Linked DNA regions of Homo sapiens: region 1 is linked to region 2. Evidence: chromatin loops called from intact Hi-C (ENCODE). Cell type or tissue: Calu3. All regions are shown on one strand. Links, peaks and the distances in the headings refer to the core of each region. The heading gives the core; the rest is flanking DNA.

The links. A loop is a pair of places that touch in the nucleus more often than their neighbours do. Peaks named below come from ENCODE experiments on the same cell type or tissue, not always from the same donor. Only the 100,000 strongest peaks of a DNase experiment are listed, where the experiment ranks them.
Region 1: a loop joins it to region 2, with 2.8 times the contacts of the local background. A loop is called at or near these places in 9 of 110 quality-filtered maps.

What each region holds. Positions count from the first base shown.
Region 1 is chr4:122,298,006-122,313,561 of GRCh38, forward strand. It overlaps BLTP1 (bridge-like lipid transfer protein family member 1), which reads left to right. Exons shown (of 88, transcript NM_001384125.1): 55 at 3,295-3,392; 56 at 6,793-6,978; 57 at 7,872-8,040; 58 at 9,944-10,155; 59 at 11,261-11,459. Among named protein-coding and RNA genes, the nearest start is that of ADAD1, 73 kb to the right of the region's middle. RefSeq lists an enhancer at 7,776-8,306. In Calu3, for the core only: no CTCF peak of the experiment used is centred there; no DNase peak of the experiment used is centred there.
Region 2 is chr4:122,451,872-122,467,375 of GRCh38, forward strand. It overlaps IL2 (interleukin 2), which reads right to left and starts at 4,854. Exons shown (of 4, transcript NM_000586.4): 1 at 4,423-4,854; 2 at 4,273-4,332; 3 at 1,839-1,982. The coding sequence starts at 4,569. RefSeq lists an enhancer at 6,840-6,899. In Calu3, for the core only: no CTCF peak of the experiment used is centred there; no DNase peak of the experiment used is centred there.

The DNA.
Region 1 (15,556 bases), core at 3,322-11,321, 150 kb before region 2:
AGACATTTACCTATGTAACAAATGTGCATATCCTACAGAACTTAAAATAAAAGGTTGAAGAAAAAGAAAAGACAAGAGTAGCCAATATTAGATACATAGATAGATCATAATAGTAGATTCATATTTTCTTCAGATTTGTTTTGATTCTTATTACTTAGATAAAATACTATTTATTATTTAATTGAATAAATAGATAAGACAGCTAACTTTCAAAATCAGAATCATGTAGTTTTTATTTGATCACCTATTGTGTTGTGTTTGTTGTATCTCATGATGATTCCTAAATAACCTGCACCATGCTCTTGCCTATAGAGCCAAGAGAAACTAAGAACTCTCTTAGCTTAATTTCACCCATCCTGTTAGAAAGTGTCAAGATATACATAGAGTCATAAACAATTTTTTGTGGCAGTATTCTAACAAATCCTCAAAATGTAGACATTATTTCATGTAATATTTTCCTCTCTATAACATAACTCATTCTGTATTTCAGAGTAGAAATTGCAACCGTATCTTAGAAAATATAAAAGAAGATTCTATAATCCATTCCATAGTTACTTATTCAGAACTTTAAAAACATATGACCCCAAACTAGGTGATAAGCAAATTACAAAGATATGTGGGTAAAAATTTTACTTACTTCTGTTTGGAACATTAGGTATTTAAACATATAATAATAAAAAGATTTAAATGAATTTTTGATGAATGAAGAAGTTAAGTAGTATAAATAGAGGATGTATTGAGGCATAGGAATGATTCGAACTGATACTTGAGTAAGTTCTACTTTTTGATGATTGAGCGCCTTTCAAGAGAGGGACAGTTTGATGAAAGAAAATAGCAAGAAACTGGGACTGAAAGACACATTTATTTGCTGAGAATGAGATAAGAATTGTGGGAGTATGAGGAAAATTATAAAGACTTGCAGTAATTGTTGTGAGGAGTGTGTTGGAGAAATGACAGAAGATGAAGAGTTGGATCACCAAGCAACACAGGTGCTTTATACTTGCGTTCAGGAAAAGACTGAGGGTCAGCTAAGGTACTGCTTGCTAGGATCCACATATATATGGCCCTTCCCCTTAAGAATTATTTAATTAGGGAAATTGCTGTGTAGATAAATTAATATACAGAAATGTGTATTTTTTGGCAAACATCATGTAGGAAGGAAGGACCAAATGCTGATAAGGGTGTATCAGAAAGAGTTTGAATAAACAAAATGTGATAAAGAACTTAGAAGAGCACTTGGCACTCAGTAAGCACTCAAATATTAGGTATTAGAATTGATAAATATATGCACTCAGTAAGCAAATATTAGGTATTAGAATTTACACATAACTACTTAGGAGTAAAAAATAAATAAGAACAGAATGTAAGTGAGGGGATAAAGTCATTTAAGGAAAGTGAGCTCAAGGAACAGGGATGTGTAAGAGGGCTGTGGTTTGGAATTCAAATGATGAAAAGCAGAGACAGTAGTAGTTTAATGTTTTGGAAATAGCATTGAAAAGTAAGCTAAACACCATCTGCTGCTGGATCAAAGGAATGAATGAATTTGAGATTTCCAAATAATAATGGCAACAAAAAGCCATATGCAAATGAAGTTAGAGAATCAGGGAAATGAAAAGCATAATGTAAGACAGTGGAAGCTTTCCTGGTAGTAGATGGAAGATAGAGACAACAGGGATGGGAAGAGGTAGTTGATAGCTGGGTTGGGGGGGTGATATTATATACACACAAATACACACATACATATATGTATGTATGTATATGGCTGTAGGTAGGGTTATCAATGATGAGGCTTAGGTAAGGGATGATTGTAGATTTGAGTTAGGAGGCAGAGAGAAGTACTTAATTATAAGTTGAAGAAAAGAAAATGTAATCTGTATGCTGTATATTTTAGAGAAGGATAGCTCAGAGAGGAAAGGTACAAGCGTACAGGCAGGCACTAAGTGTACAAAGACACATATAATCTACAAAGACACATATAGTTTATTCTTCCAAAATACAAATATATATTTTTTTATTTTGTTTTTGAGTCAGTCTCTGTCATCCAGGCTGGAATGTAGTGGTGCCATCTCGGCTCACTGCAACTTCTGCCTCCTCCTGGGTTCAAGTGATTCTCCTGCCACAGCCTCTCGAGTAGCTGGGATTACAGGTGCCCACCAGCACACCCAGCTAATTTTTTTTATTTTTAGTAGAGATGGGGTTTCTCCATGTTGGCCAGGCTAGTCCCGAACTCCTGACCTCAGGTCATCCACCCATCTTAGCCTCCCAAAGTGCTGGGATTAAGGCATGAGCCACCGTGCCTGGCCCAAATATATGTTAATTAATATGTTCTGGTATAACCAATCCACAAATCCTTAATACTTTACTTTCCATCTCTTCATCCATATCATTCTTTCATTCCCTTTCTGGTGTATTTATTCATCTTTATGTACAAAGGTCTTTTTTGGGGGGCCAAGTTATGTCCTTGTCTCTCTTTTCTTGGTCTTATCTTGGATGTACCTTCTGTTGACTGTTGCCTCTATTTTCTTCCTATTTTCTGTTCTAGTAGAAAACTAAAAAATATTTTTATCATAGTACTAACTAAATAGATTTTTGACCCCTAAATTTCAAAAGCCCAAAAAAGATTAATTTCTCCTTCAAAACAAACAAAATCTGCTTTTTATCTATTTGGTTCTTAGTTATTTTGATAATATCTGTGGTCCCTAATAGGGGAAGAAAACATTCCATCCCACCTATACAGACTCCCTGGGATGATGATCAACTCAACATATGTACAAAAAGATTAATCATTGTAAGAAAGAATATTTGAAAGATAGGCAGGCAGAATGTTTTCAAATCAATGGAAAGAGAAGTGGAAACAGAAGTAAGATATTAAGATATTAGAACATTATTTTCTGTATGCCACATTGCCCAGGCAAAAAAAAAAAAAAATGCTCTCTTAATAGTAACTTCACCACCAGGGGCTCTGCAACAGAATTCACATTATTAGTTGAAGAAATTAGTCCAGTTTACTTTTTTCCCTCAAATGTGTTTTCTGAGATGTATAAACACATGTTTTGGTTCAATAATATATACAGTGTTTTAATTGAATATAAAATGTTATTAATAAATGTCTACATATGCAGAATTATCCCTATCTTTCATATATCTGTCTCAGTTAAATGTAACTTAGCTAAAGATCTCTGTATCAGTGGTCAGTAAAAAGAAAATATTTTGTGAGGATTTTTTTTTAATGCACAAAATAGTTATTTTTTTTCTTTAAAAAAAAAAATTGTCCCGAACTCTTCTTTCCTTTAGGTGGGGAGCAGCCTATTCCTCTCTGGAACGAACATGATGGAACAGCAGATGGAGATAAACCTAAAATTCTCCTCTATTCCCTAAACTTGCAGTTCAAGGTAACATAAATATAATGATACTTTTATAAAAATTTTTCTAATCAATTAATATATGCTTGTTATAGAAAATTTGTATCTTACATAAATTACCAAACAGAAAATAAAAATGATCTATAACTCCATCTACTCAGAGAAAAAGCTTTAACAATAATTATTTGAATATTCTTTAGGACTTTTTTCCTGTTAGTATTTTTATATATGCATATATTTATACATTTGAAAAATAATTGGATACCTTTCCATATTAGAATATTTAGATTAGTTTTATCTTCTTGAACATCTGTATTGTATGTTGTACAGTTGTAACAATTTATTCAGCCACTCCCTTCTGACGAACATTTTGTTTTTCTTCAAGTACTGCTGTTATAATTTACTCTGCAAGAAATATTTTATGCACTTTTCCAGTTAACTATATTACTTTTAGAAGGCTGATGCAGGAGGATTGCTTGAGCCCAGGAGTTTGAGACTAGCTCTGGCAACATAGCGAGACTTTGTCTCTACAAAAAATTTGAAAAAACAAAAAAATTAGCCAGGTGGGTGGCACACACCTGTAGTCTCAGTTACTTCGGAGGCTAAAGCAGGAGGATTGCTTCAGTCTGGAAGTTCAAGGCTACAGTGAGCTGTGGTTGTGCCACTGCATTTGAGCCTGGGCAACAGAGTGAGACCTGTCTTAAAAAACAAACAAAGACTATATTATTTTAATAGAAAACTTAATATTTCCAATATTTAAGATACTGGTGTTCATAAAAGTTATTTAATTGTATTTAATGTATTCAATCCATTGAATACTAAATTTTAAATATAAAATATCAAAATGAAACATAATGGGAAAAAATTGCTACTAACACGAGAAATTAACGTTGCCAGTTTTATCAGTTCATTAGACATATCCTATACAGGCATACCTTGTTTTATTGCACTTCGCTTTATTGTGTTTCACAGGTATTGAGGTTTTTTTATGAATTGAAGGTGCCATTTTTCCAATAGCATATATTCACTTTCTGTGTGTCATATTTTACTAATTCTCACAATATTTCAAACTTTTTCATTAGTATTATATGTCTGTTATAATGCTCTGTGATCAGAAATCTTTGATGTTGCTGCGGGAATTGTTTAGGGGCGCCAGGAGCTGCACCAATGTAGGATAGCAAACTAAATCGTTAAATGTTGTTGCACATCTCTCACTTTCAATCAAAAGCTAGAAACGATTAAGCTTGGTGAGGAAGATATGTCAAAAGCCAAGACAGGCTGAAAGCTAGGTCTCTTGCGCCAGTTAGCCAAGTTGTGAATGCAAAGGTGAAGTTCTTAAACGAAATTAAAAGTGCTACTCCAGTGAACACAGGAATGATAAGAAAGCCAAACAGCCTTATTGCAGATATGGAGAAAGTTTGAATGGTGTGGATAGACCAGCCACAACATTCCCCTAAGCTAAAGCCTAATCCAGAGCAATGCCCTAATTTTCTTCAATTCTATGAAGGCTGGGAGAGGTGAGGAAGCTGCAAAAGAAAACTTGGAAGCTAGCAGAGATTGGTTCATAATGTTTAAGGAAAGAACCTGTCTTCATAACATAAAAGTGCAAACTGAGGATCAAGCTAGAATAATTGATGAAGGTGGTTACGCTAAACGACAGATTTTTCCATGTAGCCTTCTATGGGAAAAAGATGCTAGCTAGGACTTTCACAGCTAGAGAGAAATCAATGCCTGGCTTCAAAGGACAGGCTGACTCTTGTTAGGGTCAAATGCAGCTGGTGACTTTAAGTGGAAGCCAGTGCTCATTTACCATTCTGAAAATCCTAGGGCCTTTAAGAATTACGCTAAATCTCTGCCTATGCTCTATCAGTGGAACAACAAAGTCTTGATGACAGCACATCTTTTTACAACATGGTTCACTGAATATTTTAAGCCCGCTATGGGTCTACTGCTCAGAACAAAGAGTCCTTTAAAAATATTACTGCTCACTGACAATGCACCTGGTCACCTAAGAGCTCTGGTGAAAATTTACAAGGAAATTAACGTTTTTATGCCTAACACATTTCTTCTGCAGCTCATGAATTGAGTAATTTCAACTTTCAAGTGTATGATTTAAGAAATACATTTTGTAAGGCTACAGTTTTCATAGATAGTGATTCCTCAGATGGATCTGGGCAAAGTAAATTGAAAACCTTCTGGAAGAGAGAACACTTTGATTCATGAGAGGAGGTGCTAATATCAACATTACTAGGACTTTGGAAGAAGTCGGTTCCAACTCTCATGGATTACTTTGAGGGACTCAAGACACTTCAGTAGAGGAAGTAAATGCAGACAGGGTGGAAATAGCAAGGGAACTAGAATTAAATGTGGAGCGTGAAGATGGGACTGAATTGCTGCAATCTTATGATAAAACTTGAATGGGTGAAGAGTTCCTTCTTATGAATGAGCAAAGAAATTCTATCTTCAGATAGAATCTACTCCTGGTGAAGATGCTGTAAACACTGTTGAAATGACAAAGGATTTAGAATGTTCCATAAACTTAGTTGATGAAGCAGTGGCAAGGTATGGAAAGGATTGACTGTAACTTTGGAAGAGGTTCTGCTGTGGGTAAAATGCTATCAAACAGCATCATATGCTACAGAGAAGTCTTTCATGAAAGGAAGAGTCAATCAGTGACACAAACCTCATTGTCATTTTATTTGAAGAAACTGCCACAGTCACCCCAGACTTCAACAACCACTACCATGATCAGTCAGCAGCCATCAACATCAAGGCAAGACCCTCCACTAGCAAAAAGATTACAACCCACTAAAAGCTCAGATGATTGTTGGCATTTTTTAGCAATAAAGTTTTGTTTTGTTTTTGAGACAGAGTCTTGCTCTGTCTCAGGCTGGAGTGCAGTTGCATGATCTCGGCTCACTGCAACCTCCGACTCCCTGGTTCAAGCTATTCTCCTGCCTCAGCCTACTGAGTAGCTGGGATTACAGGCACACACCACCATGCCCATCTAATTTTGTATTTTTAGTAGAGATAGGGTTTCACCATGTTGGCCAGGGTGGTCTCGACCTCATGACCTCAAGTGATCTGCCTGCCTCAGCCTCCCAATGTGGTGAGATTACAGGCGTGAGCCACCACGCCCAGCCAAAGTATTTTTTAAATTAAGGCATGTACAATGTTTTTTAGACATAATGGTATTACACATTTAATGGACTGTAGTATAACCTTTTATATGCACTGGAAAACAAAAAAATTTGTGTGACCCACTTTATTACAATGGTCTGGAACCAAACCCATATTATCTCCAAGGTATGCCTGTTCATGGTTTAAAACACGACTATTTTATTTATCATATACTGAAAGACTACATTTGAGTAGGTATATGTTGTTGATTTAAGATTCATTTTTTTCCTCCTAACATATAATCTGCTAGGGTATTCAAGTAACGGCCACTACTCCATCAATGAGAGCTGTAAGATTTGAAACTGGATTGATTGAACTGGAACTTTCTAACCGACTTCAAACCAAAGCTTCACCAGGAAGTAGCAGCTATCTGAAACTGTTTGGCAAATGCCAGGTGGATTTAAATCTGGCATTAGGACAAATTGTCAAACATCAGGTGAGTACAGAATATGTTGATGTTAGAACGATGGCTTTTAAATTTTGCACATCAATTTTAACTACTGTAACTTATGTATTATTATATTTACAAAAATATTTAGTTTAATTTCCTAAAGTTTCTGATTATAAATTCAGTGAAAACTCATTTACCTTGGCATTTCATTGAAAATTGTAGCCGCATATTGTTATAGTTTAGTGCAGATGCACTCACATAAAACTTAATCCAGTATCTTCGTAATCATTTGCTTGTAATTTTTTTTATTTTGCTAAACATTTTTTATTTCAAAGTCTTGTGCTAACATTACTCAGTTCTTAAAATGTTAAGTGTATACCTTTCCTGTAGAATATTAGCAAGTTCTGCATATAGTAATGTTAAATAAAGTTAAAAAACAGCAGTTAGATTCTCTATTTTATAAAAATGAATGTTCACAGCTTATTGGAGATTTTTTTTGTTTTTATTTTGCCAAAAATTATTATGTAGATTTTAATCTTTTTTCCTCTTTGAAGAACCAAGTAGAAAAATGCCAGTCACAGTTTCAAAACTGAATCGCTGCATTAAAGATACGAGGAAAAAATGAACAAAAATTTCTTGTCATCTCTTAGAGGTTCTAATTATTCTGAAATATTTAATACATTGCCATTTAGAATATGGACCTCATCCTAACTTTTATATAAAGTTTATCTATGACTTCATATTTACTTCTTGCATGGCTATTTTGTATATTAATTTCAAGTGTTTATGGTACAGAGTATAAGGAATATACATTAACAGCTGAATTTGAGAAAAATGTATTATAGTTTTTTTGGTGAACAATACCATTAATAATGTTTAGTTTCATATTAAAACTTTTTCCATTATTTTATTTTATTGAGCTTTAAATTTTATTTTAGGTTTATGAGGAAGCTGGTTCTGATTTTCATCAAGTTGCCTATTTTAAAACCAGAATTGGATTAAGAAATGCCCTCCGAGAAGAAATCAGTGGTTCTTCAGATAGGGAAGCTGTGCTTATTACTTTGAATAGACCAATTGTTTATGCACAGCCTGTGGCCTTTGATAGAGGTAAGATAAAGTCAATCACTACTATCCTCTGGGATCTAGGAATGCTTTGTTAATGCTAGATAAGAATCTTGTAGTTTACTGGTGTAAATGCTTGACAGCTAAATGGTTCCTAAATCTGAAATGTGTGTATCCAAAAAAAAAATCTTGCTTTTTGCCTTCAGTTTTTAAAAGTTATTTTACATTTTAAAGTTATTTTGTCTTCTGGCTGGATAACATAAGAGTGTCTGCTTCAGATTATGTAATTGTAATGCTGATTTTTTTTGTTTTGATAATTAATGCACCCATTTGTGTTTTGGCACTGTGTTTATTTTTATATTCTATAAACATTTATCAGGTACTGCCTAGAAGTGGAATACAAAAATAAACAACAGTATCCCTGCCCTCAAGGACCTGTCAGTCCAGTGGAAAAGAAAACAAAGTAGACTACACAGTGGAGTCAGAGATGTGTTCTTGGTTCTGAGGAATTCTCTACCTTTGCCTATGCTTCTTAGAGGAGAAACTAATTCTTGATTTGACTTTGAATTAGGAGTTCACCAGGGAGATAAGGAAATGAAATTTACTTTTATATCCCAGGGCCTAGAACAGTCCCTGGCATACAATAAGAACGAAATAAACATTGAGTAAGAGAGAATAAGAATGAATGTGTTTAAACACATAAGTCTAAGAAAATATAGCAGTAGGTTTCATAGAAGAAAATAATGGGAAAGAAGGCTGAACAGGTAGACAAGGTCTAATTAATGTGGATTGGGCAAATATATTTGAACTGTATTTTAGAAGTAATGAGGAGCCATTTAAGAAGCCATTTAAGATCTTCATCAGTGATGGACATAGGCTAGTAACAGAATCCTGTTAGAAAATTGCCCTTTTGGCAGTGTTACAGATAGCATTTTATTTTGCTGAATCCCATGTACATGTTTTTCAGTTCTCATTTTACTGACCTCTCATCAGCTTTCATCAGCTTCTTAAAGTATTTTGTACCCTTGGTGTCCTTGACACAAAACAGGTTGAGTACTGGTTTTCCAAAGTAATTGGGACAGGAAGTGTTTCAGATTTTGGATTTTTTCAGATTTTGGTATATTTGTGTATACATAATGAGATATCTTGGGGCTGGGACCCAAGTTTAAACATGAAATTTATTTATGTTTCATATACACCATATACACATAGCCTGAAGATAATTTTATAAAATATTTTAAATAATTTTGTGCATGAAACAAAGTTTTGACAGCATTTTGGCTGCAGTCTCACATGAGTTCAGATGTGGAATTTTCCACTTGTAGCATCATATCAACATTCAGAAAGTTTTGGGATTTTGGATTTCGGATTAGGGATGCTCAACCTGCATTTGCTTTTCCTCCTACTTCTCTGGCCTCTCCATCTTTATGTCCTTTTTAGAGGCCCCTCCATCTATACACTGCTGTGAAATGAAGGTTTTCCTTAAGGTTTGTTTCTGTTTAACAAACTCAAACATCTTTGACTTTTCTCTGTAAATCAGATCCTTTTAATGGTATGTTCCTAGCATTATGTACCTTAAAGAATTTTAAAAGAAGTAACAGCTCTACAGATGAAGTTAAGCACCATGTCTGTTTTCATTTGTTATTCCATCCCAGTATCTAACATATAATAGGCATTTCACAAATAAGTTAGAGGGAATGAACAGACCTGGATTTTCTTCTTCCTTGTGCCATTATGTGGTTGCCTGCTTTCTGTTTTATTTTTTCATTTGTTATTTAAAAAATGGTGACTATATGTCCTCTTAGATCTTTCCTAATTCTAATGCTACAGTTTTCTGGGTGTAATTTTTATTAAGCAACAGGATTTTGCAGCTTTTGAGTTTTACTTAACATATAGATTTACAGTGTTGATTTTAATTTTCTTTCTGCCCTGTCTTAATTATCAAAAGCTGTGCTGTTTTGGCTGAATTATAAGGCCGCCTATGACAACTGGAATGAACAACGAATGGCTTTACATAAGGATATTCATATGGCTACAAAGGAAGTAGTAGATATGCTACCTGGTATCCAGCAAACATCAGCCCAGGCCTTTGGGACTCTTTTTCTCCAGCTCACTGTCAATGATCTGGGAATTTGCCTACCTATCACAAATACTGCACAGGTACAAAAAGTCAAGTCATATTCCAGGATTAAGAGCCAGGCATTTCTACATAACCATTTCTAAGTATTTAGAATATAACAGTACATTTTTCAGTGTAACAGTTTATAACTGTTTAGTAGGTAGCAAGTAAGATTGAATTCCTTCAACCATTACTCATCTCAATGTATTAAATCTTAATCTCATGGGACTTTTCTCTGAAGCACTCTTATATGCTTCAGAATAGTGATAAGATTGATACCCCCCAGATAACTCTTAATTTTTACCTTCATAAAAAGAAGCTTAGTTTCAGAATCATTTTATTGTTTTCTTTTTTAACAAGGAAGTCATTGGTATGGACTTGTTTATAAGATGGAAATAAAAGGACATTTAAGAATACTGTTTAATGAACTTAACCTGTAATAGAATAGGGAATTCCAAAATGCTTTTATACTGTAATATTTAATGGTAATGAAACTTCAAAGCAGTGTGCACATAAACCAGGAATTTTCTCTTTGCAACTTAAGACCAATTTTCAGGAATATGTAACTGCATGCACATGTGTGTATGAGAGAGAGAAAAGGCTATGAACACCTGTCAGGCCAAGAAGCAACAGTTATTAACAATAGCATATAGAGATCTATATTTTACTGTTACAATTTACCTTAATAACTTGTAACCAGTTGTTGAATTAATTTATCTTTTAGGATTCTGTTCGGTAAGACAGTGTTAAGAAAAACTTCAGGTTGAGGATGGGTGGCATTGGTATGTTTGTGTTTCAGGAACTGAAATATAGTAGTTTTTTAATAGCATAATGGGCACTGCCTAGGAAGGCCATAAACACCACAGGTGGGTGGCATAGTGAGATCATCTCCCCACAACTAAAAGAGAGGCTTGAGATAGAAATGTAGATAGCCCTTTGTATGTTAAGTAAGAAAAAAAATGCACATGGCAAGTACATTGCACTTAAGCAATTTAATTTTTAAAAGGCATCTTTCTAAGCTGCTCTTTAATGAACATATCTAGGCTTGACCGTTTCTAGATTTCTATTCCTATGAATCCTGTGAGGATTTCTAAGTTTAAAAAATTGTCACCTTTTGTCTTATTTCTTCTTTAATATATTTTGCAGTCTAATCATACTGGAGACCTTGACACTGGTTCTGCTTTGGTATTAACCATTGAAAGTACTCTCATCACTGCATGCTCTTCAGAGTCTCTGGTTAGCAAAGGGCATTTCAAAAACTTTTGTATCCGTTTTGCTGATGGATTTGAGACATCATGGGATGACTGGAAACCAGAAATTCATGGGGATTTAGTGATGAATGCCTGTGAGTATCTTTTATTTCTATATACAGTTTAGAACTTAAAAAATAAAACATTAAGTCTCCATTTGTGAAATTAAAAGATGCTTAGATATAGCAAATGTTTTTAGACTTTGAGAAAGAAGGGCTATTTCTAGTTACAGGTAACAAACCATATTCGTGAAAAACTACAGCATTGAGTAGTTTTGGTAAGTAAACCAACCAGGCATTCTTTTTGGTACTATAACATTTGAATGTTTACACAGTCCCTGATTTTTCCTGTAATTGATCCATGTTTGACCAGATAAAGCATTTTTGACCTGTCGGAATCTTGAAAAAAAATGATAAATGTGCAATATCCAACTCACCATAAAACACAGAACAGGTTGTAAATAGCCAGGACCAGGAACGCCAGCCTTAATTAATATTGACGTGAATAAATCCACATGTTCAAATTTGTAGGAGTGCAGAGTGTAACATGAATTCCTGCAATTCCATAATATTCAAGGTTGGGTATAACTAAAGCTGTGTTTATAGGCCGTATTGAAGATACGGAATTTATTTGTATATATTTTTATATTTTAAATATTATAGCAGAGTTGGTAAAGCATCATTAATCTTAATAATAAAGAAAAATTATAAATAAGGAGTTAAAAGGTTATGAACTAAAATTCCTCAATCTTGTAAACTAAATTACTTACTTTTTAGAAAGCGGTAGCCCATTGTTTATGTAATTTTTTCCTCTCTCCACTAGAGGGAAATCTTTCTACTTCCCATTTTCTTTGAGGAATGAGAAAATTTCTATTATTTTTACAAAAATTGAAGTTTTAGCATTCAAAATGAAAAAGTCTTGGTTTTAATGTGTAGGGAAGGAAAAATATCTTTTCCTACTACCCTTTTAGGCTATTTGCTGGGGGGCTTGTGTAATAAAAGACCAATTAATGAGAGAAAAGCATACAGGTTTATTTAATATGAGGTTTTTTTGTGACATGGAGCCTTCATAAGGAAATGAAGATCCAAAGAAATGGTTAAACCTGAGTATTTTTATGCTAGGTTTGATGAAGAGTAGAGAGTTGTAGAGCAATGTGAGAAAATAAAAAGGGGTATGAGTTAAGCGTAGTAAACTGGGGGAAACTAACCAAGGTCTGTTTGTTCAGATTCATCTCAGTGTCCCTCCACTTTGGAGATGAGGATGCTCCTTTCCTCTGGGTATAGGAAGGGCATCTCTCACATGTGGTTCATATGACCTACTTCAGAAGAAAGTCAAAGTCCTTCCTGCATCTGCTGCTTCTCAAATTGCTTCAGTTTAAAATACCTTCCATATGACAAGGTGCCATTTTAGAAGGCAGTGTGTACTAAACCCCATCAAATACTTTGCATTTAGATAATTATAGGTAAAATACCAGTACTTATTTGAAATACTTCAGGTTACTGAGAAGACTTGATATGGAAATACTCATGCCTATTATCCAAAAGACCAGTATCAGCCTACAACAGAAATCTTTATAGATTTATTATTTTACACAATAGTTATACATGGCTTTTTAAAAATCACTAAAACATATCTTTTGTTTTTTTAATAAAAGACAAAAATAAATTTAAACTTAGTGATTTTTATTAAGGTGACAGCTTTACCATCATTGTATTTATTAAAATAAGTAGAATATATTTGGAAAAAAAGGAAGTAAACCATTTCCTTAACAGTTTATCTTAAAGGGCAAATGCATAAGATATAAAATGAGAAATACGCTCTGACTCAGAATCAGAAACATGCATTAAAAAATGAACAAATAATTTAGCACCTCAGTATATATTCTGTTAATACAGAACACTAACATGCTGGTAATCATGATACTCAGAATAATTTATTTTGGGTTTTAGAGGGGACTAACTGACATGCTTCTGTAACATGCTTATTGTTTGGGTTTCTTGGGAGGGGGCCAGAAGGAGATAAGCAGAGTAGTTATGTAACTGACATATTTATAAAACTTCCAAATGATAAAATGGACAAATTAGTTTACTAGCTTATAGTTTTTATTAGTAATAAGTATACCTCAATATTTTTGAACAAAGGTGATGTGTATAGGGCAGAGAAATAAGGAATGTTAGGATTATGCCTTAGAATTTTTTTAACAGGTCATTTTTAAAACATACTCTAAAAAAAAAGTGACCCAGTAAAATTTCTTCTCTAGGTGATAATGTTTATTGAGAAATGCATTAGAAATTAACAAGGACAGTCTATAGGAAGAGTTCAAAGAACGATTTAAGTAGATAGTAAATATTAGGACAATATCATGAATGTGTATTCAGACAAAATAAACCATCAGAAGTTTAGATGTCTGCAAGCTCTCTGTAAAACCTAGGTAGCCTTTGGTCATCAGAGCAGAAAAATTACCATCCTGCATTCAGCCTAATGGTTGCTCCAAGTCATCATTCTGTCTGTGATACAGAAACCACAGGTATTATGGGGAAGAGACTAGTTGATTTCTTAGTCCTCATTTTCAGGATTCAGATCTACATCTAAAAATCGTAATATTCCTTATTAATTCATCGTGGCTCTATATTCTATGAGTTTATATATTCATCTTTTAAGCTTAATGTTTTTGTTGCTTTTTAGAGACAGAATCTTGCTCTGTTACCTAGGCTGGAGTGCAGTGGTGCCATCATAGCTCACTGCAGCCTTGAACTACTGAGCTCAAGCAATCCTCCCGCCTCAGCCCCCCAAGTAGCTGGGACCACAGGCACATGCCGCCATACCTGGCTAATTTTTAAATTTCCTGTATAGATGGAGTCTCACTATGTTGCCCAGGCTGGTCATGAACTCCTAGCCTCAAGTGATCTTGTGGCTTTGACCTCCCAAAGCACTGGGATTATAGGTGTGAGCCACCACACCTAGCCTTTAAGCTTAATTTTTAAAAATTCTCTACTACTCCTTGGGATAGGAAATCCTAAAAGTTTTCTTCTCCCTTTTTATTTACTAATTCTTCCTTTCACTTGGCCTCAGTTATGTTATTCAGATTTCAAAGGGTTTTCTTTTCATTCTAGCATTCTTGGATTTGAAAGGGTAATGTGGGTCTTATTGTTCAGATTTGTAACCATGACTACAAAGGTGAATTGGGTGATACTCCAAAATCAAATCTAGTTATTTCTTAATTAGAATTTGTATGTGAGACACAGGTACTATACAGTTCAAAGGTATAATTTAGATGTTAAACTTATTGGCAGTCTTTAAAAAAACATAATAACAAGTAGATCCTCTCTCACAAACTAAGTTGTAATATTTCTAAGTTGGAAAGATTTTTCCCTTTTGAAATTTTTCAAAGACAGAAATGTAATACCAAATTACCTAAAATATGAATAGTAAGCTCAAATTTAAGTAACATTTGAATACCAATTTAGGATTCTCAGAGTGAATTACAAAAGGACATTAAAGATATATGTACTCTGGAGTTTAAATTGATATTTAGTTTCTTCTAAGGATGACTGAGGAAGGTCTTAATTCTATGTTTAGAGTTTACTTTGTTTAAAAGTTGTTTCAACTTTTACTATGTAAAATTGTTGAATTTAATTAACATCTTTTTTGAAGCTGAAGTTACCAGATTAAAGCCAGTTGGTAGTAAATGTTTCAAAGTTAAAGTAGATATATTCTGGAGATAGGTCCATGATCTTGAGATTGACATCATAGCCTTCAGCCATTTTTTTTCTCATAAAATGTTCCATGTCAAAAGAGAAGGTAAGACTGATGAATCATGTGTCTGACCTAATGTGGCAGCTCTTAGTTACCAAAATTCTATTTTAAGTCATTTGCATTCTCAAAGTGCCATTCATTTATGATAACAAATTGTCACAGCATCCTGGATATTAGTAGATAAGCCATCTAGAGTGTCAGAGTTGGCCAGGTGTTGTCACTCAAATAAGGAAATCACATGCAGAAAGTAAAGCTAAAACTGCAGTTAAATTATTTAAATCATAGAATAAAATATTGTGAAATATTTTATTTCACAATAAGAATCGATCTTATGAGTCATTAAGATAGCCCTTTCATTCCAAAGATTAAGAACTAAAATCTAGGAAGGATAGTAATCCTCTTTGTATTTAGACAATAATCTTGTGTGAAAAATTAA
Region 2 (15,504 bases), core at 1-8,000:
AAAAATGTTAATTTTTTAAAGTACAGAGTAGTTTACCTTATATACAGTTATTCCCAATTGAAGTCTTATAGGCCTGTTGCCTTTATTTTCAAGCTTACCAAACATATTAATTATTCACATTTTCTTGAAATGATCAAAATGAATGCCAAAATTACATATTTTGTTATGATACCAAATGATAGTAACACAGAAGCTGAGATTTTCCTCATTTGTTAATTCAGTCAATGAACACAAAAATTTTTTCCCTAAATTGGGTGCAAATAAAGATTTAAATAAAAATAGATCTAGACAAATATTAAATGCTGGATGTGAAATAAACTTGATCGCTTTTCCTCTGAATGTACACCTATATTTGTGTAAGTTAAATGTATGAATTGATATGCACATTATACTTTCTTCTTTTCTAAATCTTGATTAGAGTCTCCTATTTTTCTACTTAAGTGAATCTCCTTATATTTTCCCCAAAGCAGAACAGAACTACACTAGAGTAAGCTAGGACATGCTTCTGTTTGGGATAAATTTGTGTGAAGAACATCTTCATAAATACTTACACCTATCCCTACCCCATCATAGTATCAATGCAGGTGAATTTGCCAACTTTTAAAAGTTTAAACATTAGAAATTTTGTTCTGTGGACTGGCTTTTTAGAAATTAGGCTTCTCTGCTGAAAGGAGCTATTTAAACGCTTCCTCTAGTTGATAAGCTAAGGAGGAAATATTTTGATATATAGTGAGATTTAAAAGAGAGCTTTTCAAATTTGAAGTGATTCCTACCCTGGGAACAAAAGCAGGTGAGATAGAGTGTTCCCTTTAAATAAGTATTCTCTTTTAAAAAACTGTTGCAGTGTTCTGTATCCTCTTAAGCATAATTGTTTAAATATTGTCATATCTTGGGATTTTTTTATTTTAAAAAGTGTTTGGCTTTTGAAACACAGTTTTCAGATTTTTGCATGGTTTTGTCTTAAATTTGTATCAAGAGTTAAGAATGAGTTTTCTGATGTTAATTATTTTAGAGTAAAACTCTTGCCATAGATAAGGAACTGAATCTGTCAATGTCTAGATGACATTGATCTCAATGTATTTTTTTAATTCAACTGAAACAGTCCACTAATAAGTGATTCATTTGGACACAACTGGAGTTACTTTTAGGAATGTCTTTTACTACTATACTTATGCTGCTTATTTAGGATACCTATTAACTCATGAATTTTATACCTTAGGAGACGGGATATAAAAAGACAAAAGTGAATCTCTTTTACATCACCTGAGTCCCTTGCATATTTTATGCTTCCTGTGCATTTAAAAATACTTAAGATTCTGAAAGTGGGGATTGCCTCTAAAAAGATTGTTGTTTGTTTAGTCCACTGGCCATTTTAATGGCTCCAGTTTTTTTTTTTAAGACAAATCTCTTATGGGTAGTCCTTCCATCAAATGATAAGGAAACACCATTTGAAAAGCCTTTCAGGTAATCAGTATTGGCTATTCCAGTAAATGATCTGAAGGAATTGAAAAATATATAGTAAAATCTGCCTGCTTTCTGTGAAACTCAACTCAGTACCTTCTCTCACTCCCAGTTTTGTGTTAATATGAAAGGTGATGGAGTTTGGGATGAGGCTTGTCCATTAGTAGATGGTAGGTGCAAACTCAGTAGCTTATACTCCCCAGTTAATCATTTAACATTAGAAATGATTCATGTTCACAGTGTACTTAAAATGTAGGCTAATTACATGCATGGGTACTTTACAAATACCAAAAATGTTATGTCACTTTAAAATGTGGTACTTTTCCCCCTACTTTTTTTTTTTTATTTCCAGGAGAGCAAATAAAGTAATGCCTTACCTTTAGTTCCAGAACTATTACGTTGATATTGCTGATTAAGTCCCTGGGTCTTAAGTGAAAGTTTTTGCTTTGAGCTAAATTTAGCACTTCCTCCAGAGGTTTGAGTTCTTCTTCTAGACACTGAAGATGTTTCAGTTCTGTGGCCTAGAATAATAATTATCATCAGCTCAGTTTACATAGAGGTCAGAATCAGAAATTAATTTCCAATTTATTTTATTTGGAGTAGCAGTATGTAGTTTTTACCATTCTCTCTGTTCTCAATGTCACTGTAAAGATGGACCAGTAGAGTTTACATTATAAAACTGGAAAAACTAGGGCTCAAGTACCTATGACTAGCGTTAAGTGATAGTTGACTCACTGGTTTTAGCTTAATTTGGCTTTGCAAAATGTTAGACTTTCTGCATCTAAATGCCTATTACAGATGTAGGCTGATTACTTTTCCAATCTGCATAGAAAATCATTAGAACCAGATGAGTTAGAATGTGGAAGCATAAAAATCACATTCTATGATTATAATATTTGATAGTCTAAGAGTTAAGAATCACAGAATGTTGAGAGAGAAGGAACTCTTGGATGCCATCTATCACAATCCCAACATTTTACACTAGGTAACAATAATCATGTAGTAGTGGCTCTCAATATAGCCTTGAGCAAGACACATTTTTAAATATGTCTTAAATTTTTACTTTTCTACAATCACTACATTAAGATGCATTTTAAAAATGTTTGTCCCAGTGAAATAAAAAATTATAATACTTTGGGAGGACTTTTGGACAGGCCTCTTGATTCTATATTATATATAATATTTCATATTTCTATGGTATATTACAATTTAAAAGAATTTTCTCCAAAATAGGCCCATTTACTTCTCACAGTCATCTTTTGAAGTAGGCAGTGAAGTATCATCTCCACTTTATAAATAAGCACACTAAATCTCAGAATTTGACCACATAAGTAGGTAGAGCCAGAATTAGATTTCATTTCTTTCTCATTATAGCATTAACATAGCATCCTTGGAATCAAATATTTTTATTAGTTTCTAAAATCTTTTGTAAATGTGCAATGAGGGTTAAATGAACAAATGAATAGAGTTTATCATTACTTTTGGTTTCAAACTTAGATTTCCATGAATTCTACCACCCCCTAAATTATGCACATAATCTCATCTTTCTAACACTCTTTAGTGGGAAAGGTAGGTCAAGACAATACCAATCCCCTGATATGTCCATCTATTGCGCTTTCAATTCACCACTACAAATTCTACAAATTCGGGTTTAAGTTTTTGGCATGAACAATGTGGAGAAATTTTCTTCAGAAAACAGCATCTAGTATCTTTATGTTGCTGGAGTTGCATTATGTGGCTCTGATTAAACTAGAGTAACATCTGTAAGCTGTCTCCTTTACATCTTTCAGAAGGGTAGTTAGAAGCAGATTTCTCTTGAATTAATAGAATTTGAGTCAATGGGATTGCATCTGTGTCCCCTTAAATCCTATTATTTTCTGGGCTTGGATTCACCCTGGCACAAGCTCTTTCTGGCACCAGATTTTGTTCATTCTCTCTTAACTGGCACAGCTACTAGGTAGCTTTACACACCTAATGTAGCCTAGGAGCTTGGATGATTATGCTTATGCTCTATCTGAATCCAAAAACAACCTAATGAAGCTTTTAATCTTGGAAAATAAGTCATATAGCATTATAAATCTCAAGTTCTATTGGTAAAAAGATAAAGTCCAAAATTTTACTTTGTATTTCTCAGTGAAAATTTTATCTTTAATACTACTAATAATAGCTAATGCTTGTATGGTATTTACCTTATGCCAGACACGGTTCTGAGTGCTTTACATTTACTTACTAATTCTCACAAAGCCATATTAAGTATATACAGTTATTCATTTAAGTAGACATGAAACTGAATCACAAACAGAGTAGGTAATTTGCCAAAGATCATGAAAGCTAGGACATGGCAGAGCTGAGATTTCACTTCAGATATCTGGCCCCAGACTCTGTGCTATTAGTGTTATGCTGCCTCTCACTTAGAAACCTTTCCTAAAACAAGAAAAGATTTTTAAAAGTGGGCTCCTTGGAAATAGATTTTGGTATTTTACATACTAAAATGACATAATCAAATATTTTAGAGTTTTACATTTTTAAATGAAACCATAAATGAACATTTTTGTTTAGAATTGTCTTATCGATAAAGTGAGAATATTATTTTTATGTTTTCTTCCCACCCCCACCAACACACAAATATATATTAAAAATATAGGTAAAACTGTTTTAATAGAGGCTTCATTATCAAACTTGGGTTTTCAAAAAAACAAATTAAAGTTACTCTTTACCTCAGATGAGCTGCTATTAGTCCCATCTGTGCAAATTTTCATATTACTTTGAATTTTATTAAAACAGAAATTGAACATAAAATATTGTACTTACCTTCTTGGGCATGTAAAACTTAAATGTGAGCATCCTGGTGAGTTTGGGATTCTTGTAATTCTAAGAAAGTATAATGCATTGTTATTAAGAAATGATCTCCAGCTAGATTACTAAATGTAATAATTTTAGTAAGAAAGGAAATATACTTACATTAATTCCATTCAAAATCATCTGTAAATCCAGCAGTAAATGCTCCAGTTGTAGCTGTGTTTTCTTTGTAGAACTTGAAGTAGGTGCACTGTTTGTGACAAGTGCAAGACTTAGTGCAATGCAAGACAGGAGTTGCATCCTGTACATTGTGGCAGGAGTTGAGGTTACTGTGAGTAGTGATTAAAGAGAGTGATAGGGAACTCTTGAACAAGAGATGCAATTTATACTGTTAATTCTGGAAAAATATTATGGGGGTGTCAAAATGTTTTACATATTACACATATTTTCAAAGACTTTACCTGTCTGAAAAAACATTACCTTCATTTTTCCTCTTCTGATGACTCTTTGGAATTTCTTTAAACCCCCAAAGACTGACTGAATGGATGTAGGTGAAATCCCTCTTTGTTACATTAGCCCACACTTAGGTGATAGCTCTAATTCATGCAATTAACGCCTTCTGTATGAAACAGTTTTTCCTCCTTTCTTTAAGGGGGTGGGGATACAAAAGTAACTCAGAAAATTTTCTTTGTCATAAAACTACACTGAACATGTGAATAGCATATTGTGGTGGACAAGAGCAAGAGTAAACAGATGAAAAGAATAAATGTTTAGATTTGTTGATAAAACAGGAAGTGTATTGGTTTCCTGTTTCAGAATGGTTTTACCTTTTTATCCACACAATGAGCTAATTGCATACAATAAGATAGATTGCTTCTTACATGTCAGCTAGAGAAATACTAAGATTAGAATACTTAAAATGCTTATTGAGCTTGAGGTACTGTTTAACGCTATTTTAATTTAAAATGATTATATATCTGTTTAAGTCTCTTAATGTCTATTGTACATTTTTTAAAGGGTGCGATTGTTAAATACTCAGAAAAAGGTTTGCATTCAAGGATACTGATGCTAGTTTTATAATAGACTTTGTATGTGTTATGTGTAAACCAGTCCATGTTTCTCGTTTTTATGTCTTTACCTCTTTAATGGATTTTTATTTATCCTCTAAATCACCTGGGACACTATGAATGTAACAATAATCGTTATGAAATATGATCTTGTTTTTAGTCAGAAGACTAGGATATTTAGGATAGGTGTTCATTCATCCTCAGTACAGTGCACAAACTGGCTGAACAATTGTACGGATATATACTTCTAATTTAACCTGGGGACACTTGAGGAGATCCTGTCTCAGAGAGAGTCCTTGTAAAGCTTCCATTCTATGGCCTTATTTATTTCTTACCTGGACTTTTTTTTTTTTTTTAAAGATGGTATTGTCTGTGTTTTTGTTTGTTTTTTTAAGACAATATTGTCTGGTCTTTAAACAGACATCTAGCACCTATAATGCCTTCAGGTATATAGAAAGAGAGAAAAGAGAACAGTGTACAGGCAGGCACTTAGTCTAATATAAGTCTTACAGACTTGTGAAGTGATGGCTCCTATTTTGCAGATTAGAAAACTGAGGCTCAGAGAAGTTAAGTAATTTGCTCTAGGTCACTCAGCCCTTATTGCCAGTAAGGGGCAGAAGAAGGATTTGAAAAGAGAATGTTCTGACTCCAAAAATCCACTCTCTTACCATTTGTATTTTTTCAAAGAACCTGATTTGTAATAGGGAAGATATGTACATACACAAGTGTAGTCCTGGGTGATAGGTGATTGCTGCCCCAAGGGAGGTGGATATAAGGAATCTTGAATAAGGAACAATTAATTTAAACTGGATTTTGAGGAGGGTGCATAGGCAGGAATGATTAAAGCAGTCTAAGGAACAGTCAAATGTAATATTTTACAAAGAACAGAGAAAAATGGTTCAATAAGAGTTTTCTATGCGTTAGGTAATGTTCGGAGAATATAAAACAAATTTAAAAATAAAGATTATAGTCCCTCAAGTAGAAAAAAAAATGAAGAAAAGGTCAGATTAGGGCCAAATCTCATGAACTTTTTATACGAAAAAATGCAAAATGTCTCTATACATTTCAGATCAAAATCACATTAACGCTGTTATAAGGGGCAGGCTATTTGGTAGTCTGTGTGTTATTTATTTAATATAATAAAGTACAGCTTTATTATACTTGTTTTGCTTCTCTAAAGAGTTTCAGTGTCTAATCCCAGCATCATCACTCAGGCCTTTACCCTTCCAGAATGGAAGAATTCAAGCCCACACATTTTCCTATGTGGGGGCTTTTCCAATGAGGTATTTGATGTTCTCCAGTCTTGATATTTCTATTTCTCTGGCTATTTCCATTAGAGAATGGGGCAATATATGGCTATACTTCTGGGACCCTGTAGAAAACTGAGTTCTTAGACCCCTAGTTTATCTCTGTTAATGCACAGTAGGCACCATTATAGAAGTTGGCTTTTTCATTTCTTTCTTGAAATACGTGTGGAAAAGCTACATTCGCTGTGACATACTTTCGCTTTCTCACGTCTGACACATCAGCTGGCTTTTCTGGTTGTGGCAGTAAAGTCACTAGTAGACTGCTAACTACCACGTGTGTCATACCCCCTGCTTCTCCTTTTACTATGCAGAATTTTACTATTAAACAAGAAGCTATTTTTAGTTGCTTAGCATTGTTTGTGACTTAGCCTCTTAGACTCAAGAGTGGCCCAAGTCCTTTCAAAGGGCAACCCCCATCCCTGAAGCTGCCTACCTAAGAGATTGCTCACTGTGTTGCACATATTGTCACTCCATCAAAGCTGACTTTCCAGGACTCTGCTTCCCATAAGTTTCTTCTTTCTGACCCTCTTTCAAAGTTTTGTAAAACTTTAATTTGGTCTGTAGCTTGATACCTATATTAATTCATCTCTTGTCAGTTTCTGTAAAGGCCTCTTGGGTTTTCAAGATTCAGTTCTGTTTCTTTGAAATTAGGAACGTGTTGGACAATTTCCACACCATCCAGAGATAATTCAGCTAGAAGCTCTGTGTTTCCTGTAAAAATCTGAATGAGCTCGGACATAGCTTGGTGATGCATTTGTCTTTATCAGCCCTATGGCCCTCCATAATGAAACACCACTTTTGTAAATCTGTTTATGATCACAGTTATGTCTCTGTGGTGTGTGCTCTTCCATGTGGCAAATTTTAATAATGTTCATAACCTTTTGGGATTGAAGAATTATTTCCATGGTACTTTCAATTTTGCAAAGTATTTTCAAATTTATTGTCTTGTATAGTCACATTTTACTGATAAGAAATTTGACATTTACAGAGGTTAAAGTGGCTTACCCAAGATCACATTCTTAATTAGTGGTGAAGTTAGAGCAAAAACTCAAAGCCTCCCTGACCCCTCATAATCTCATCTTTTTTCCAGTGTAAAATAGTGATAATAAATTCTGGACCCATTAGGCTACATAGAGTAGGATGAATGAGATTGTGCCCACTATTCCATCTCACTTCACTCTGTCGGTGGTAGCTGATGATTCAAGGAAGGCATCATCCATCTTCACCTAAACAACAATTTGAGTATCCTTAGGATTTCTTTTTTACTTTATTTATTTATTTTAATTATACTTTAAGTTTTAGAGTACATGTGCACAACGTGTGGGTTTGTTACATATGTATACATGTGCCATGTTGGTGTGCTGCACCCATTAAATCGTCATTTAACATTAGGTATGTCTCCTAATGCTATCCCTCCCCACTCCCCCCACCCCACAACAGGCCCCAGTGCGTGATGTTCCCCTTCCTGTGACCATGTGTTCTCATTGTTCAGTTACCACCTATGAGTGAGAACATGCGGTGTTTGGTTTTTTATCCTTGCGATAGTTTGCTGAGAATGATGGTTTCCAGCTTCATCCATGTCCCTACAAAGGACATGAACTCATCCTTTTTTATGGCTGCAAAGTATTCCATAGTGTATATGTGCCACATTTTCTTAATCTAGTCTATCATTGTTGGACATTTGGGTTGGTTCCAAGTCTTTGCTATTGTGAATAGTACCACAATAAACATATGTGTGCAAGTGTCTTTATAGCAGCATGATTTATAATCCTTTGGGTATATACCCAGTAATGGGATGGCTGGGTCAAATGGTATTTCTAGTTCTAGATCCCTGAGGAATCGCCATACTGACTTCCACAATGTTGAACTAGTTTACAGTCCCACTAACAGTGTAAAAGTGTTCCTATTTCTCCACATCCTCTCCAGCACCTGTTGTTTCTTGACTTTTTAATGATCGCCATTCTAACTGGTGTGAGATGGTATCTCATTGTGGTTTTGATTTGCATTTCTCTGATGGCCAGTGATGATGAGAATTTTTTCATGTGTCTTTTGGCTGCATAAATGTCTTCTTTTGAGAAGTGACTGTTCTTATCCTTTGCCCACTTTTTGATGGGGTTGTTTGTTTTTTTCTTGTAAATTTGTTTTTTTCTTGTAAATTTTGTTTTTTTCTTGTAAATTTGTTTTTTTCTTGTAAATTTGTTTGAGTTCATTGTAGATTCTGGATATTAGCCCTTTGTCAGATGCAAAAATTAGCCCTTTTGTCAGATTGCAAAAATTTTCTCCCATTCTGTAGGTTGCCTCTTCACTCTGATGGTAGTTTCTTTTGCTGTGCAGAAGCTCTTTAGTTTAATTAGACCCATTTGTCAATTTTGGCTTTTGTTGCCATTACTTTTGGTGTTCTAGACATGAAGTTCTTGCCCATGCCTATGTCCTGAATGGTATTGCCTAGGTTTTCTTCTAGGGTTTTTATGGTTTTAGGTCTAACATTTAAGTCTGTAATCCATCTTGAATTAATTTTTGTACAAGGTGTAAGGAAGGGATCCAATTTCAGCTTTCTACATATGGCTAGCCAGTTTTCCCAGCACCATTTATTAAATAGGGAATCCTTTCCCCATTGCTTGTTTTTGTCAGGTTTGTCAAAGATCAGATGGTTGTAGATATGCAGTATTATTTCTGAGGGCACTGTTTTGTTCCATTGGTCTATATCTCTGCTTTGGTACCAGTACCATGCTGTTTTGGTTACTGTAGCCTTGTAGTATAGTTTGAAGTCAGGTAGTGTGATGCCTCTAGCTTTGTTCTTTTGGCTTAGGATTGACTTGGCAATGCGGGCTCTTTTTTGGTTCCATATGAACTTTAAAGTAGTTTTTTCCAATTCTGTGAAGAAAGTCATTGGTAGCTTGATGGGGATGGCATTGAATCTATAAATTACCTTGGGCAGTATGGCCATTTTCACGATATTGATTCTTCCTACCCATGAGCATGGAATGTTCTTCCATTTATCTGTATCCTCTCATTTCATTGAGCAGTGGTTTATAGTTCTCCTTGAAGAGGTCCTTCACATCCCTTGTGAGTTGGATTCCTAGGTATTTTATTCTCTTTGAAGCAATTGTGAATGGGAGTTCACTCATGATTTGGCTCTCTGTTTGTCTGTTATTGGTGTATAAGAATGCTTGTGATTTTTGCACATTGATTTTGTATCCTGAGACTTTGCTGAAGTTGCTTATCAGCTTAAGGAGATTTTGGGCTGAGACAATGGGGTTTTCTATATATACAATCATGTCATCTGCAAACAGGGACAATTTGACCTCCTCTTTTCCTAATTGAATACCCTTTATTTCTTTCTCCTGCCTGATTGCCCTGCCAGAACTTCGAACACTGTGTTGAATAGGAGTGGTGAGAGAGGGCATCCCTGTCTTGTGCCAGTTTTCAAAGGGAATGCTTCCAGTTTTTGCCCATCCAGTATGATATTGGCTGTGGGTTGGTCATAGATAGCGCTTATTATTTTGAGATACGTCCCATCAGTACCTAATTTATTGAGAGTTTTTAGCATGAAGGGCTGTTGAATTTTGTCAAAGGCCTTTTCTGCATCTGTTGAGATAATCATGTGTTTTTTGTTGTTGGTTCTGTTTATATGCTGGATTACATTTATTGATTTTCGTATGTTGAACCAGCCTTGCATCCCAGGAATGAAGCCAGCTTGATCATGGTGGATAAGCTTTGTGGTGTGCTGCTGGATTCAGTTTGCCAGTATTTTATTAAAGATTTTTGCATCGATGTTCATCAGGGATATTGGTCTGAAATTCTCTTTTTTTGTTGTGTCTCTGCCAGGCTTTGGTATCAGGATGATGCTGGCCTCATAAAATGAGTTAGGGAGGATTCCCTCTTTTTCTATTGATTGGAATAGTTTCAGAAGGAATCGTACCAGCTCCTCCTTGTACCTCTGGTAGAATTTGGCTGTGAATCCATCTGGTCCTGGACTTTTATTGGTTGGTAAGGTGTTAATTGTTGCCTCAATTTCAGAGCCTGTTATTGGTCTATTCAGAGATTCAGCTTCTTCCTGGTTTAGTCTTGGGAGGGTGTATGTGTCGAGGAATTTATCCATTTCTTCTAGATTTTCTAGTTTATTTGCATAGAGGTGTTTATAGTATTCTTTGATGGTAGTTTGTATTTCTGTGGGATCAGTGGTGATATCCCGTTTATCATTTTTTATTGTGTCTATTTGATTCTTCTCTCTTCTGTATTAGTTTTGCTAGTGGTCTATCAATTTTGTTGATCTTTTCAAAAAACCAGCTCCTGGATTCATTGATTTTTTGAAGGGTTTTTTGTATGTCTCTATCTCCTTCAGTTCTGCTCTGATTGTAGTTATTTCTTGCCTTCTGCTAGCTTTTGAATGTGTTTGCTCTTGTTTCTCTAGTTCTTTTAATTGTGATGTTAGGCTGTCAATTTTAGATCTTTCCTGCTTTCTCTTGTGGGCATTTAGTGCTATAAATTTTCCTCTACACACTGCTTTGAATGTGTCCCAGAGATTCTGGTATGTTGTGTCTTTGTTCTCGTTGGTTTCAAAGAACATCTTTACTTCTGCCTTCATTTCGTTATGTACCCAGTAGTCATTCAGGAGCAGGTTGTTCAGTTTCCATGTAGTTGAGCGGTTTTGAGTGAGTTTCTTAATCCTGAGTTTTAGTTTGATTGCACTGTGGTCTGAGAGACAGTTTGTTGTACTTTCTGTTCTTTTACATTTGCTGAGGAGTGCTTTACTTCCAACTATGTGTTCAATTTTGGAATCGGTGTGGTGTGGTGCCGAAAAGAATGTATATTCTGTTGATTTGGGGTGGAGAGTTCTGTAGATGTCTATTAGGTCCGCTTGGTGCAGAGTTGAGTTCAATTCCTGGATATCCTTGTTAATTTTCTGTCTCATTGATCTGTCTAATGTTGACAGTGGGGTGTTAAAGTCTCCCATTATTATTGTGTGGGAGTCTAAGTCTCTTTGTAGGTCTCTAAGGACTTGCTTTATGAATCTAGGTGCTCCTGTATTGGGTGCATATATATTTAGGATAGTTAACTCTTCTTGTTGAATTGATCCCTTTACCATTATGTAATGGCCTTCTGTGTCTCTTTTGATCTTTGTTGGTTTAAAGTCTGTTTTATCAGAGACTAGGATTGCAACCCCTGCCTTTTTTTGTTTTCCATTTGCTTGGTAGATCTTCCTCCATCCCTTTATTTTGAGCCTATGTGTGTCTCTGCACGTGAGATGGGTTTCCTGAATACAGCACACTGATGGGTCTTGACTCTTTATCCAGTTTGCCAGTCTGTGTCTTTTAATTGGAGCATTTAGCCTATTTACATTTAAGGTTAATATTGTTATGTGTGAATTTGATCCTGTCATGATGATGTTAGCTGGTTATTTTGCTCGTTAGTTGATGCAGTTTCTTCCTGGCCTCAATGGTGTTTACAATTTGGCATGTTTTTGCAGTGGCTGGTACCGGTTGTTCCTTTCCATGTTTAGCGCTTCCTTCAGGAGCTCTTGTAGGGCAGGCCTGGTGGTGACAAAATCTTTCAGCGTTCACTTGTCTATATTTTATTTCTCCTTCACTTATGAAGCATAGTTTGGCTGGATATGAAATTCTGGGTTGAAAATTCTTTTCTTTAAGAATGTTGAATATTGGCCCCCACTCTCTTCTGGCTTGTAGAGTTTCTGCCGAGAGATCAGCTGTTAATCTGATGGGCTTTCCTTTGTGGGTAAGCTGACCTTTCTCTCTGGCTGCCCTTAACATTTTTTCCTTCATTTCAACTTTAGTGAATCTAACAATTATGTGTCTTGGAGTTGCTCTTCTCGAGGATTATATTTGTGGCGTTCTCTGTATTTCCTGAATTTGAATGTCAGCCTGCCTTGCTAGATTGGGGAAGTTCTCTTGGATAATATCCTGCAGAGTGTTTTCCAGCTTGGTTCCATTCTCCCCATCACTTTCAGGTACACCAATCAGACGTAGATTTGGTCTTTTCACATAGTCCCATATTTCTTGGAGGCTTTGTTCATTTCTTTTTTTTCTTTTTTCTCTAAACTTCTCTTCTTGCTTCATTTCATTCATTTGATCTTCCATCACTGATACCCTTTCTTCCAGTTGATCGAATCAGCTACTGAGGCTTGTGCATTTGTCATGTAGTTCTTGTGCCATGGTTTTCAGCTCCATCAGGTCCTTTAAGGACTTCTCTGCATTGGTTATTCTAGTTAGCCATTCATCTAATTTTTTTCAAGGTTTTTAACTTCTTTGCCGTGGGTTCGAACTTCCTCCTTTAGCTCAGAGTAGTTTGATCATCTGAAGCCTTCTTCTCTCAACTCGTCAAAGTCATTCTCCGTCCAGCTTGGTTCCATTGCTGGTGAGGAGCTGCGTTCCTTTGGAGGAGGAGAAGCGCTCTAATTTTTAGAGTTACCAGTTTTTCTGCTGTGTTTTTTTCCCCATCTTTGTGGTTTTATCTACCTTTGGTCTTTGATGATGGTGCCGTACAGATAGGGTTTTGGTGTGGATGTCCTTTCTGTTTGTTAGTTTTCCTTCTAACAGTCAGGACCCTCAGCTGTAGGTCTGTTGGAGCTTGCTGGAGGTCCACTCCAGACCCTATTTGCCTGGGTATTAGCAGCGGAGGCTGCAGAACAGTGGATATTGGTGAACAGCAAATGTTGCTGCCTGATCGTTCCTCTGGAAGTTTTTTCTCAGAGGAGTACCCAGCCATGTGAGGTGTCAGTCTGCCCCTACTTGGGGGTGCCTCCCAGTTAGGTTACTCGGGGGTCAGGGACCCACTTGAGGAGGCAGTCTGTCCATTCTCAGATCTCAAGCTGCATGCTGGGAGAACCACTACTCTCTTCCAAGCTGTCAGACAGGGACATTTAAGTCTGCAGAGGTTTCTGCTGCCTTTTGTTTGGCTATGCCCTGCCCCCGGAGGTGGAGTCTACAGAGGCAGGCAGGCCTCCTTGAGCTGCAGTGGGCTCCACCCAGTTCGAGCTTCCCAGCTGCTTTGTTTACCTACTCAAGCCTCGGCAATGGTGCGCACCCCTCTCCCAGCCTCGCTGCCACCTTGCAGTTTGATCTCAGACTGCTGTGCTAGCAGTGAGTGAGGCTCCGTGGGCATAGGACCCTCTGAGCCAGGTGCTGGATATAATCTCTTGGTGGTGTGCTGTTTGCTAAGACCATTGGAAAAGCGCAGTATTAGGGTGGGAGTGACACGATTTTCCAGGTGCTGTCTGTCACCCCTTTCTTTGACTAGGAAAAGGGAATTCCCTAACCCCTTTCACTTCCCTGGTGAGGTGATGCCTCGCCCTGCTTTGGCTCAGGCTTGGTGCACTGCACCCACTGTCCTGTACCCACTGTCCGACACTCCCCAGTGAGATGAACCCGGTACCTCAGTTGGAAATGCAGAAATCATCCGTCTTCTGCGTCGCTCATGCTGGGAGCTGTAGACTGGAGCTGTTCCTATTCGGCCATCTTGGCTCCACCCCCCAAGCCTTAGGATTTCTAAGAACTTGGAGCAGCTGAATTCACACAGGAGCTACAAATGCTGAGCTTTGCTCATGTTTTTGAATCTCTTTCTGGAGTCTTTTAAAAACACCAGCACACTTGATGTTTTCCAACATTTCTCCCATATCTAAAGTTAGGCGATGATTGTATCCACTGTGGATTAAAGCTGCACTGTGCTTTTCAGAGTGCAGTGTTTCTTAGGCTAACATGGAAATATCACACTAGGCAATTGTCTGCATTGGCAGCCAAGAGATACCTTACTACTTAAATGTGATGAGAAGAGGAAAATCTTCAAAACCTTTGGAAATTTACTTTTTGTGTAAATATGACAAGTCACACAGCAGTTACTAGAGGTAGAATATGATAGTCTTCTGACAGTAACGGTAATGGATTTGCAAAGTGCTTCAAGTTTATAAAGCACTTTCACATCTGTTTATCTCATTTCACATCTTTTAATTTACCACAAAATAGTTAAGGAAAGAAACATGTGTTTCATATGGGCAGAACTTTTTTTCTTCATACATTAAGAATTAAGCCTTCCAACTTACAGATAAATATTAGCTTTCTCCTCTGCCAAGATAAATGCTTTTATTAAAATTTTGTGAAAATAAAGTTATTTACAGTCATTTAAGCTTATCTACATCTAATTGTGTTTCCTATCTTATTTCTAAGTTATCTGTCAACAGTTTGTTCTTTTCTCCTGTAGTGGCTTTGGGTATACCATTGACAGAGAGTCCATTGTTCATCATTCCTAAATAGTATACATATTTTAAAGATTCTGATCTGATTTTTTTATATTTTAAAATTTATAACATTTTCTAGTTAGAAAATAATACATATTCATTATAGAAAATTTGGGTGGTACACAGAATCTAAAAAAAATTGAAAAACAAAGATCAACTGTAATCTAATCAGCTAGAGATAACCATCGTTAACATATTTCATTTCACACTTCTGCAGATCAAGGGTGAACGATTTGCTATAGAAAACAATAATGCTAGAGAATAGGAGGAAGTCAAGCAAATCAGCACATCTACAGGACCTACTCATGTAACTCATGGATATAAGGGGAGGGGCCAGCCTCTGCAAATGAGATACATCTGTAGTTCTCGTTACTGGGAAGAGAGGGAAAGCTTTCCATCGCCTCATGGTAACTGTGCATTTTTTACTGGTAGAGCTTCTAGAAGTTGTTACATAGGTGGCTAATTTTAGAGTCGTTTGCCTCATATAATATTTTTAAGTGTGTGAATATGCACCTCATTCTTAATTCTCTTCTCTATCCTTGACCTGTATCAGGCTAGTACCACAGTATTGGACAAACAACTCTGGACTTCTCACTGGATGATATTAGGATTACTGTAG